Regions from separate parts of the Mus musculus genome. Here region 2 is linked to region 1. The links are chromatin loops, found by intact Hi-C in ENCODE. Cell type or tissue: heart. All regions are shown on one strand.

What was found. Peaks named below come from ENCODE experiments on the same cell type or tissue, not always from the same donor. Only the 100,000 strongest peaks of a DNase experiment are listed, where the experiment ranks them.
Region 2: it touches region 1 in a loop (5-fold over the local background); 2 of 42 quality-filtered maps call a loop at or near these places.

Annotation. Positions count from the first base shown.
Region 1 is chrX:138,559,805-138,564,804 of GRCm38, forward strand. All of the region lies in intron 6 of Il1rapl2 (interleukin 1 receptor accessory protein-like 2), which reads left to right. Among named protein-coding and RNA genes, the nearest start is that of Gm23958, 140 kb to the left of the region's middle. In heart, no CTCF peak of the experiment used is centred here; no DNase peak of the experiment used is centred here.
Region 2 is chrX:138,435,494-138,440,493 of GRCm38, forward strand. The region is part of intron 5 of Il1rapl2 (interleukin 1 receptor accessory protein-like 2); the gene reads left to right. Among named protein-coding and RNA genes, the nearest start is that of Gm23958, 15 kb to the left of the region's middle. In heart, no CTCF peak of the experiment used is centred here; a DNase peak (open chromatin) is centred at 2,628.

The sequences.
Region 1 (5,000 bases):
CCTTTTTAATCAACCTTTCTCCATAAAGTCCAATTTTATTTCATCAAGGTGAATTACCTACATAATATCAATTGTAATATCTAATCTGTATATTCAAAACCTTGCATCAATCAAGTGTGGAGCCCTGTAGGATTGACTGTTATTTAGAAGCATAATGATATGCTTACAGTGTACATTACTGTATTACTAGTATTACCTTACAGATTCAAAGCCATCTTCCCCAATGGAATATTTTTAATATCTATATATAGAAAGATAAAACATTCCAACTAGTATATCATCCAGCTTCTAATGAAGTGGTTCTAAAGTTTGTTACACATTATAACAAATGGAGAACACTGAAAAGTATTGATGCCTTAGCTAACAATGAAGCCCAGGCACAGAATGGGTATTTGGCCAAGACTAAAGCACAGTCATCTAGATATTAGTGTTTTGTATTATGAATAGGGCCTCCATTTCTATCTCCACATGAAAAAAACCAAAATATTTGGGAGAACTTTAGATCTGGGTAGTATTTGTATATGCCAGTAATTGCAAGGCTGAGAGGAACCCAGGCTACAGAAATTGTATTTTGTTTGATGCCTTATTCTGATACCCATAAGTTTTGATGTAATAGGTGTAGACTATGGTTGAAATATCAGGACATTTTAAAAAGTTCACTAGGTATGTCTCATATGAAGATGAAATAAAAGATGATGAAATAGTTCATTCAACCACGGGGTCCTAGCTAACACAGACTTTCAAAACTCTGCCAATAATTAGTTTCCTAGTTAGAAGATAATTTCCCCAGAGGTTCTTAGTTTTTAAAATATATTTTTCACATACCAATTAATGCCTTACTTTGGTACCTGCTAAATGCTTTCTATTTCAAACTGAATCTCTTGCTTGATCTGAACTTCTTACGCCTAAAATAGGTTTTAGAACCTGATTTTTCCCCAGTGTTCTCCTTTCTTTGATACCCTGATTTTGACCTTTGGTCAAATGTAGTTATCAAACTAGACTATGATGTTTGAGCTTCAATACATCCCAGCTTATCAGTTTTAATTTGATTCAAAGCACTAGTATCCACAAATACTTTAACATCATTCTTTTAAAACCAACTTAGACTAGTTAATTTGTACCTGGACTTCAGATTTACACTATGTGAGCTGAAATTTGGTACCTTCTTTGAGCCTCAGTTTTCGTATCTATAAAATGAAAAATTATATTATAAATATTGAAGTGTCAATTTTGAGAAAATAGTGTTTATATTACATCTTATACAAAGCATGCTCAATCCACATTAGCAAGCATGTTTGATTTTTCTACCTGGTAGATAACATTTTCATCCATATAAAATCAGCAAATTACTTCACCTATCCTGTTTGTCACTTAAACACAGTATCTCTTCTTATATTTCTCTCTCAGAATAGTTAATTTGCCATAAATGTGCTTAATTTTTTGTGAAAATAGAAGATGTGGGTCCACTTTATTTCTAATGCATGAAGAGACCATTGCATTTGATATCAGATAAATGTTAGAATACATAATAATTGCTTTATTGCCAAGTGTTCTGAATGAAGCTGTAAAGGAAAAAAAAATTGATCTGCCTAATTGCCTCAAGATGGATATGTAATGCATGAATCTCTTGTTTAATGGATCTAGTAATAGGCCACCTGCTTCCCCTACCTCCTACTCAGAACATTGTTGTATTCTGAAGTAAGAAACTTAGATTTTGAGATGCGGTAATGTAGTTTCATGACAGCTTATTTCAATTTTTAATATTACCTAATCATATAATTCTAGATTTTAAGAAAAGCCTTGCATTCCCCTATATCACTGTATTATAAGTGCTACTAAGATATCCTGTAAGTAGAAATTCTGCATTTAAAGGTGCTACTTACAGGACAAATAAATAGAGGAAAGATGTAGAAGTAGGCTAAAGGTTGCAGACTTGCTTGATTTGTTCAAGACCAAATTCCCAGTCTATTAGCATAATGGGATTTAAAATTCAGTCAAACTACTTATCCTTAATTTCCCACCATTTGACTTCATCATTTAATCTGTCACAATCTTCTAAGCCTGCCATACATGATTCTGTCTTAAATAAGCATGAATTAAGTTTGAATGTGCCTTGCCACTTCTAACATATCAAAGATTCGGGTTATAGCAATTCAGGATTTATGATGACTCAGATTTTGCAAAGAGAGGGTACATACTTCCTTGGCAGTGTTAACAGTTTTAGTAGATGGAGGGAGGTGTGTTTTGGCTACTTATAACTCATCATTTTCAAGTACCTAAGAACTCATTTGTAGGAAATACTAGACATGATAATTATAAATCATAATGACAAGCCTGGTGAAACCTGCCACTGTGTTTACAGTAAAAATCTTTCCTTGAGGATGTTATTCATTTTTTTCCCTGTAAACCCCATAAAATATACATGGCCAGAACTACACTGACATAAAGAATACTCATTAACTATTATCTATAATCATATCAAAATTTGCTTTTGGTACAACTTGTGGCCTGGTTGGGATAAGATTAGAATTTATATTGCATGTTGTAAATTCTGTTTTTTTTTTTAATTTCATTTGTTTGTTTGTTTCCATTGTTATTTTAACTTTGTTTGGCATTAAATTATTTATCCTCTTTTTAAAAAAAATTTGGGTCGATCAACCAAACAACTGATAAAACATAAAAACAACTTAACCAAAACTATGAGAAAGCAACCAAAAGTAAAAAAAAAAAAAGAAATTCTTTCCAAAGTTTGTTTCACCATAACTACAAATATCATGATATTGTTCCTAAGCATATCACCATACATGTGTGAAGACTAAAGACATTTTCTTTTCTAGTCACTCATGTCACTGAAAATGTGAATTAGTTCATTTTAAGAGTTTTGGCTCTATGAAGGACTAAGACATTGGCTTCTTTCACTCCCCACACTAACCAGCACAGGCATGGGAATTTATGACTAGTTCACCTTTGTGGATTGCCTGGTCAATTGACTGGTAGAGTTTCATTCAATTTCTTCAGTTCATACTCTGGATCACACAAGAAAGAAAAATGAAATGTGTTATTCTTGTTCTCTCCTCCCCCGACTCTTCTGGCTAGCAAGAAAGAAAAGACCGAGGAAAATTAAATTCTTCTCACTTACTGCAAACTCACAGAGGTGACCGCTAACTTGATCCACTGCTCTGTGCATCTTCTTTCTGCATGGGCAAACATTACTGACTTCCTCTTTCTCATGAAAGGTAATTCATGTTTATTAGACCCTTGAAGAGTTATAAAGGAAAGTTGAGGAATAAGTCATGCCATAGCCATACAATTGCAACAGACTGTCTTCAGAGAATTAAAATAGTTACAATATCAACTCTATCAACTGTTATGGTTCTAAGATAAACCATACGATTCTCATTTTACAATTTCTTTTTTCTTGCCTTTTTTTAAAATATTAAATACAATGTGTATTTTCTTTGGTCACTTCAGATTTTTCATTGGTTATTTTATTTATTTACATTCCAAAAGTTGGTCCCCCTTCCCAGTCTCCCCTCCACAAGCCTCCCATCCCTTCTCCCCTCCCCTTTTGCCTCTAAGACATTGTTCCTCTACCCACCCAACCACTTCCAACTCCCCACCCTAGCATTCCCCTTCACAGGACCAAGGGCCTCCCTTCCCATGTCCAACAAGGTCATCCTCTGGAGCTGGAGCCATGGGTCCCTCCATGTGTACTCTGGGGTTGGTTAGTTTAGTCCATGGGAGATATCTGGGGTGGGGTAGGGGGCCTCTTAGTTGCTATTGTTGTTCTTCCTATGGGATAGCAATCCCCTTCAGCTCCTTCAGTCTTTCCCCTAACGCCTCCATTGGGGTTCCTGGGCTCACTACAATGGTTGGCTATGAGTATCAGGACAGCTATACCAGGCTCCTGTCAGCAAGCACTTCTTGGCATCAGCATTAGTGTCAGGGTTTGGTGTCTTAATATAGTCTTTCTCTTTCTTTATAGTTAATTTCTTCTGTCAGCTTCTTGGACAACAATAATTCTCTCCATGTTAGATATGTAAAACCTTGAATTTCATCATGTATGATCAGTGTAGCCCCCAATTAGGCCTTTATGTGTTGTTTTCTAAGAAATACATGTCTTAATTGTACAATCCTCTTCTGGAAGAACTCAAGCCAAAACACTGCTCTTAGAAAGATCAAACTCTTCAAAAGATATTGCCACTTGGAAAATGCACTTAATGATTAAATAGCAGCCTTCTTCAGTGTTTCTCCCAGCTCGCTCTGCCTTGATTGTGTTTTCACATTTAAAGATTAAATCTCAAGTCAAATATTTAATCTTGGACAAAGCAGAGCATTTAGAAATAGCAAGCGTTCCATCATGCCTAGACAAGTACTGTACAGCTCTTGTTCCCTCACTGTTGGTTATTGACAGGACTGTGGTCCCTCTTTGCTATTATGGGTTCCATCAGTGCTGCCAGGAAAAAGGGACTCTGGCATTTTGGCAGTTGTTCTCTGCCAGGTTCTAAACTTTCTTTTAAGCTTTACACGTTGGCTACAGGGCAATTCTAAGAGGGCTATTTGACATGCAATTATAAGAGGGCTATTTGACATCTGGGCAGTTGACTTAGTCATAATTGAAAAACAAATTAGATTGTGTCTGTGTTCCCTTCCTTTTTCTTTTCTGTAGTGCTTTATGGATAAGAGACATGTATTTCATTTCACACAGGGCAATATATATATATATATATAATATATATATATATATATATGTGTGTGTGTGTGTGTGTGTGTGTGTACTCAATATAAATTATAAAATATATAAATATAATCAATATAAATTATATTATATATAAATTATATAATAATATATGTTTACATGTACAGTCTTAATTGTGTTAAATATGTTTCTGACTGATTATTTTATTAATATTGGATGAGAACTATTAAGTCTATTTTTTAAAGTTATCAAGTTAAGAACATTGTTATTATTTCTAAAGATTATGAAAGTCATGCATTTC
Region 2 (5,000 bases), 120 kb before region 1:
CTAACCCTTGAGAGACTTCAGGCCCCAGGGAGTGGGGAGGTCTCGTGGGGTAGGGGTGGGGATATGGACATCCTCTTACAGATGGGGGGAGGAGGTACGGGATAGGGAGCAGTCAGGGAGTGTGGACTAGGAAAGGGATGAAGACTGCACTGTATAAAAGAATTAAATAATAGCAAAAAAATGAAAATATGCAGTAAATGAACTTCCCATCTCTAGGTATTTCACTGCAGCAATGAAAGCTAATAAAAGTCTCTGTCTGAAATTTCTATTTTATAGACCTGAAAGTACTTCCAGAGTATTTACAGTAATTTTTTGGATTCATCATTCCAGGGTTACTAAGCTATTACGACCCTTTGACCATTACCAATTCCTTAATGTGGTCATTGACAGCCCACTCCATCTGCACAAAACTTTACTTTGTAGTTCTTTAAAAATCTATTTTTAATTATTTACATGTGAGGTTGTGGCTATTATGTGTGCAGGTGCCATGAGAGGCCAGAAATTGACCTTAGACTACTTTGGACCTAAAGTTACAGGTGGTTGTGAGCTGTCTCATATAGGTTCTAGGAACTGAACTTGTGTCCTCTAGAAGAACAGCAAACCACTCTTTTTTTTAATTAGGTATTTTCCTCGTTTACATTTTCAATGCTATCCCAAAGGTCCCCCATACCCACCCCCCAATCCCCTACCCACCCACTTCCCCTTTTTGGCCCTGGCGTTCCCCTGTACTGGGGCATATAAAGTTTGCAAGTCCAATGGGCCTCTCTTTGCAGTGATGGCCAACTACGCCATCTTTTGATACATATGCAGCTAAAGACAAGAGCTCCCGGGTACTGGTTAGTTCATATTGTTGTTCCACCTATAGGGTTGCAGTTCCCTTTAGCTCCTTGGGTAATTTCTCTAGCTCCTCCATTGGGGGCCGTGTGACCCATCCAATAGCTGACTGTGATCATCCACTTCTGTGTTTGCTAGGCCCCGGCATAGTCTCACAAGAGAGAGCTATATCTGGGTCCTTTCAGCAAAATCTTGCTAATGTATGCAATGGTGTCAGCATTTGGAAGCTGATTATGGGATGGATCCCTGCATATGGCAATCACTAGATGGTCCATCCTTTCGTCACAGCTCCAAATTTTGTCTCTGTAACTCCTTCCATGGGTGTTTTGTTCCCATTTCTAAGAAAGGGTAAAGTGTCCACACTTTGGTCTTCACCTGAGGAATACCAAATGGCAGAGAAGCACCTGAAAAAATGTTCAACATCCTTAATCATCAGGGAAATGCAAATCAAAACAACACTGAGATTCCACTTCACTCCAGTCAGAATGGCTAAGATCAAAAATTCAGGTGACAGCAGATGCTGGCGAGGATGTGGAGAAAGGGGAACACTCCTCCATTGTTGGTGGGATTGCAAGCTTGTACAACCACTCTGGAAATCAGTCTGGCGGTTCCTCAGAAAATTGGACATAGTACTAACTGAGGATCCCGCAATACCTCTCCTGGGCATATATCCAGAAAATGTCCTAACCGGTAAGAAGGACACATGCTCCAATATGTTCATAGCAGCCTTGTTTATAATAGCCAGAAGCTGGAAAGAACCCAGATGCCCCTCAACAGAGGAATGGATACAGAAAATGTGGTACATTTACACAATGGAATACTACTCAGCTATTTAAAAAATGAATTTATGAAATTCCTAGGCAAATGGATGGACCTGGAGGGTATCATCCTGAGTGAAGTAACCTGATCACAAAGGAACTCGCACAATATGTACTCACTGATAAGTGGATATTAGCCCAGAAACTTAGGATACCCAAGATATAAGATACAACTTGCCAAACACATGAAATTCAAGAAGCAAACCACTCTTAAACCCTCAGCCACATCTCCCTTCTCAAATTGAAAGTTCTTTAATGTTAAACCAAAGTTCCAGAACTATCCCCCAATAATAGACACCTATCCATTTCATTGTAAACAATGCATATTTACATATATACTTGATCCATCTAGGATTCCTTCTTTTTCTTGTCTCAAGACCAAAGGAGTGTACGTAACATGCAACACAGTTGCAGTGCAAAGCTACATTCATATCAGAAATATAAAATCAGCAGTTTCCTTAATTCTTGGGCATGCGGCATGAGACAGTCCTTTCACCAATGGCTTCCTATAATTTGCATCACAGTTAAGTATTTAACATGAACGTGTTTTAAATCATTGATAGCAAATTTCTCTCAATATCGGGACTCTTAAGAAATGTGATTGAAATGGCCCATTAGCCTGTTATCAGTGTTTCAACCACGCTGAGCCACTGCCCCAGGCTTTTGCTGGACAGAAATGGCACCATCTACCTGCAGGCAGATATGGCTCAGAAATCCTTGTCAAAATGGTATAACTGAGGAAACGAGCAGTTACATGAGTGGCATTGGTGGGAGGAATAGGATCATACAGAGCATTTAGATTGAAACTGGGAGAAAATATCTGGGGGCAAATTTGGTAAACAGTGAATGGGAGGACTGTAAAGTGACAAGCTGTTGCTTCCCACCTCATCTTCCCTTCCAGTAAGCTTATCTCTTGCTTAACTCTGTTCACAGCGCTGTCATGCCTCGTGATACTTTGGGAAACCACCCAGGGGTGTCCTATTTTAGTGACCAGCTGGGTGTGGAGAGACATGCTGTTTACTCTGAGTCTCTCTCCAACTGAGCCACCAGAACAGGGTCAGACTTGAAAGAAATCCAGGGCAGCAAATAGTCTGCCCTGACAGATAAACCGGAGTCCTCAGTTCCAGAGTTCAGCCAGCCTGGCTGTGAGAAATTTAAACTTCAGCTTGTTCCAGAGAAATGTCACAACCCAGAGCCCTAACTGAAGACAACAATATGACTCATCCCAACTCTTCGCTGGCCATCCCAGATTGGGGTTTAGTGTGAAGGTGAATTTCTAGGTTCAAGTCCTAACAACATTCTGTGCAGAATAATACTAGGGAGGTAGATGCTTTTTTTTTTTTTTTTTTCCTTAAGCACCCAGCAGACTCGTGACAAAGACATGAAGGAGAAGAAAAATAGTGAAATGGGAAAAACTGGTGAGAGCAGGGAAGAATAAAGAAAAGGGAAATTGAGGATATAGGAAAGGGAAGGAATTTAATTTAGAAGACTGGCTGCCTCCCCTCTAGGAATTGTCAGAACTGCAGCTGCACTCTTAACTATTTTTTCCTGTCCTTAAGCAGACTTTTGTGGATAAGTTGCAAAAAGTTTGAAAAGAAATGTCACTAACCAGCTTTTTGCTTCCACGGGACTATCCTTGCCTCCATTCCTGTTTTTCTTTTGCTATTCTGTGAGCATGCCCATTATCTAGAGGAACGGCAGCTGACAGAGCCAACTGACCTTGTCTCCTCCAACTCCTAATTATTCTCATGAGAATGGCATTTTGAATTTATTATGTCAGGGAGGGGAAAACAAGAATGAAAGTTTGCTGCCTGTGATCATCAATAATTTTCTGCTCATAATTTAGATCATTTCAATAAAAAATACTAAAAAAAGATAGATTGTTTGAGAGGGTGATAGAGATGGAATTACTAGAGAAGGAGTGGAATAGGAAAATAGGGGAAGTGTGTGGAATGTAAAACTTTATATGTGTGTGTTTGTGTGTGTATGTATGTATATATAATTAAATAAGAAACTTCTTTTTTTTCTTTCTTTTATTTCTTAAAATTTGAGTGCATCGAAAAAGAGAACTTTTAATTTTAGAGAGAGTAATTTATGTAGTCATTTGCTCCACTGATCCTCAAACCTGTCTATATGTTAATATACAAATTAAAGACAGTTGTTAGCGATATGGTCTGTCTTAGACTCTTTTAGAGCTCAGTGCCATGGCCCCAGATCTATGTACTTGGAGGTTTTTCCACATGGTGCTGGTACTAGGAGATGCCTTGAAACCTTAACAAAATGAAGATAGAAATATAATGCATCTCCTGAAAGGCATAGACTATGTAGCAGAAATTCCAGTGCTATTTTCAGTTGTTGGCGAGGGGAGTTCAGTAGACTCCTCAAAAAATACAGTCTATTGCCATTGTACTTGGTTGAATTGCAGAAGCTATTAAAAGTAAGGCCCAGCAAACATCAATGAAGGGGGGGGGGGCATGTGGAAAGACTGTAAGAGCCAGAGAACCAGGAAGTCTACTGTGATATTGAAGTGACAGGAAAACTGTAGCACTCAACAAGACTTGAATAATGATAATAACAGTAGACATGCTAGTGCTGAAGGTGGAAATCTCATGGGGCCCCAACCCTAAACAAAGGAAGCTAGCTTCAGTACCCCAACCCCAGATCTATGTAGCTTCAAGAAACTAAGAACTGGTTACAGACGAAGAGTTAGTTGTCCCACAGATGAGGCTATTAGACAGCCTCTAATAGACTATCTAATTGCAAGGGTCAGCCCTGAAATCATATAAACCGGAGTAAATGGATTCATCAGGTTGTATTTGTATATTGATACATTTGTGAAGAAATGTAGGAGGACCTGGAAGGAGTTGGAGGAGGGGGGGAAGGGAAGACAAGAGAATAGTGTAGTTATATTTCAATTATTTCTTTTTTTAAGGGAGCAACAACAAAACCATAACTAAACCAAAAATCCCCTCCCCCACCTTCAGTCAAGAGATCTCTACTACCCGTTTCTCTCAGTGACAGCACTAGCAAAAGCTTTGAGCATCTGTCTGTTTTTGGTTTCCTTTTTATTTATGGGATGCATGTGTGCCTTCCAGTAGAACGGAAGATCAGTTAGGACAGGGATTATTGACTGTGTTAGTCACTGTTTTCTATTTAATGGTCTAGAAGAGCACCTGGATATCGCAGGTACTCAAGAAAATGTACTGAATGAAGGGCTAGTAAAACTCCAGGAGCAGCCAGACGGCTCTTAAGAAAGACAGAAACCAGTAGTGTTTAAATCTCCTTGTCATTTGATGCTTTCATACCTCCTCAACTTCACAGTCTGTTCTTCCTCAGTCGTCGAATTCC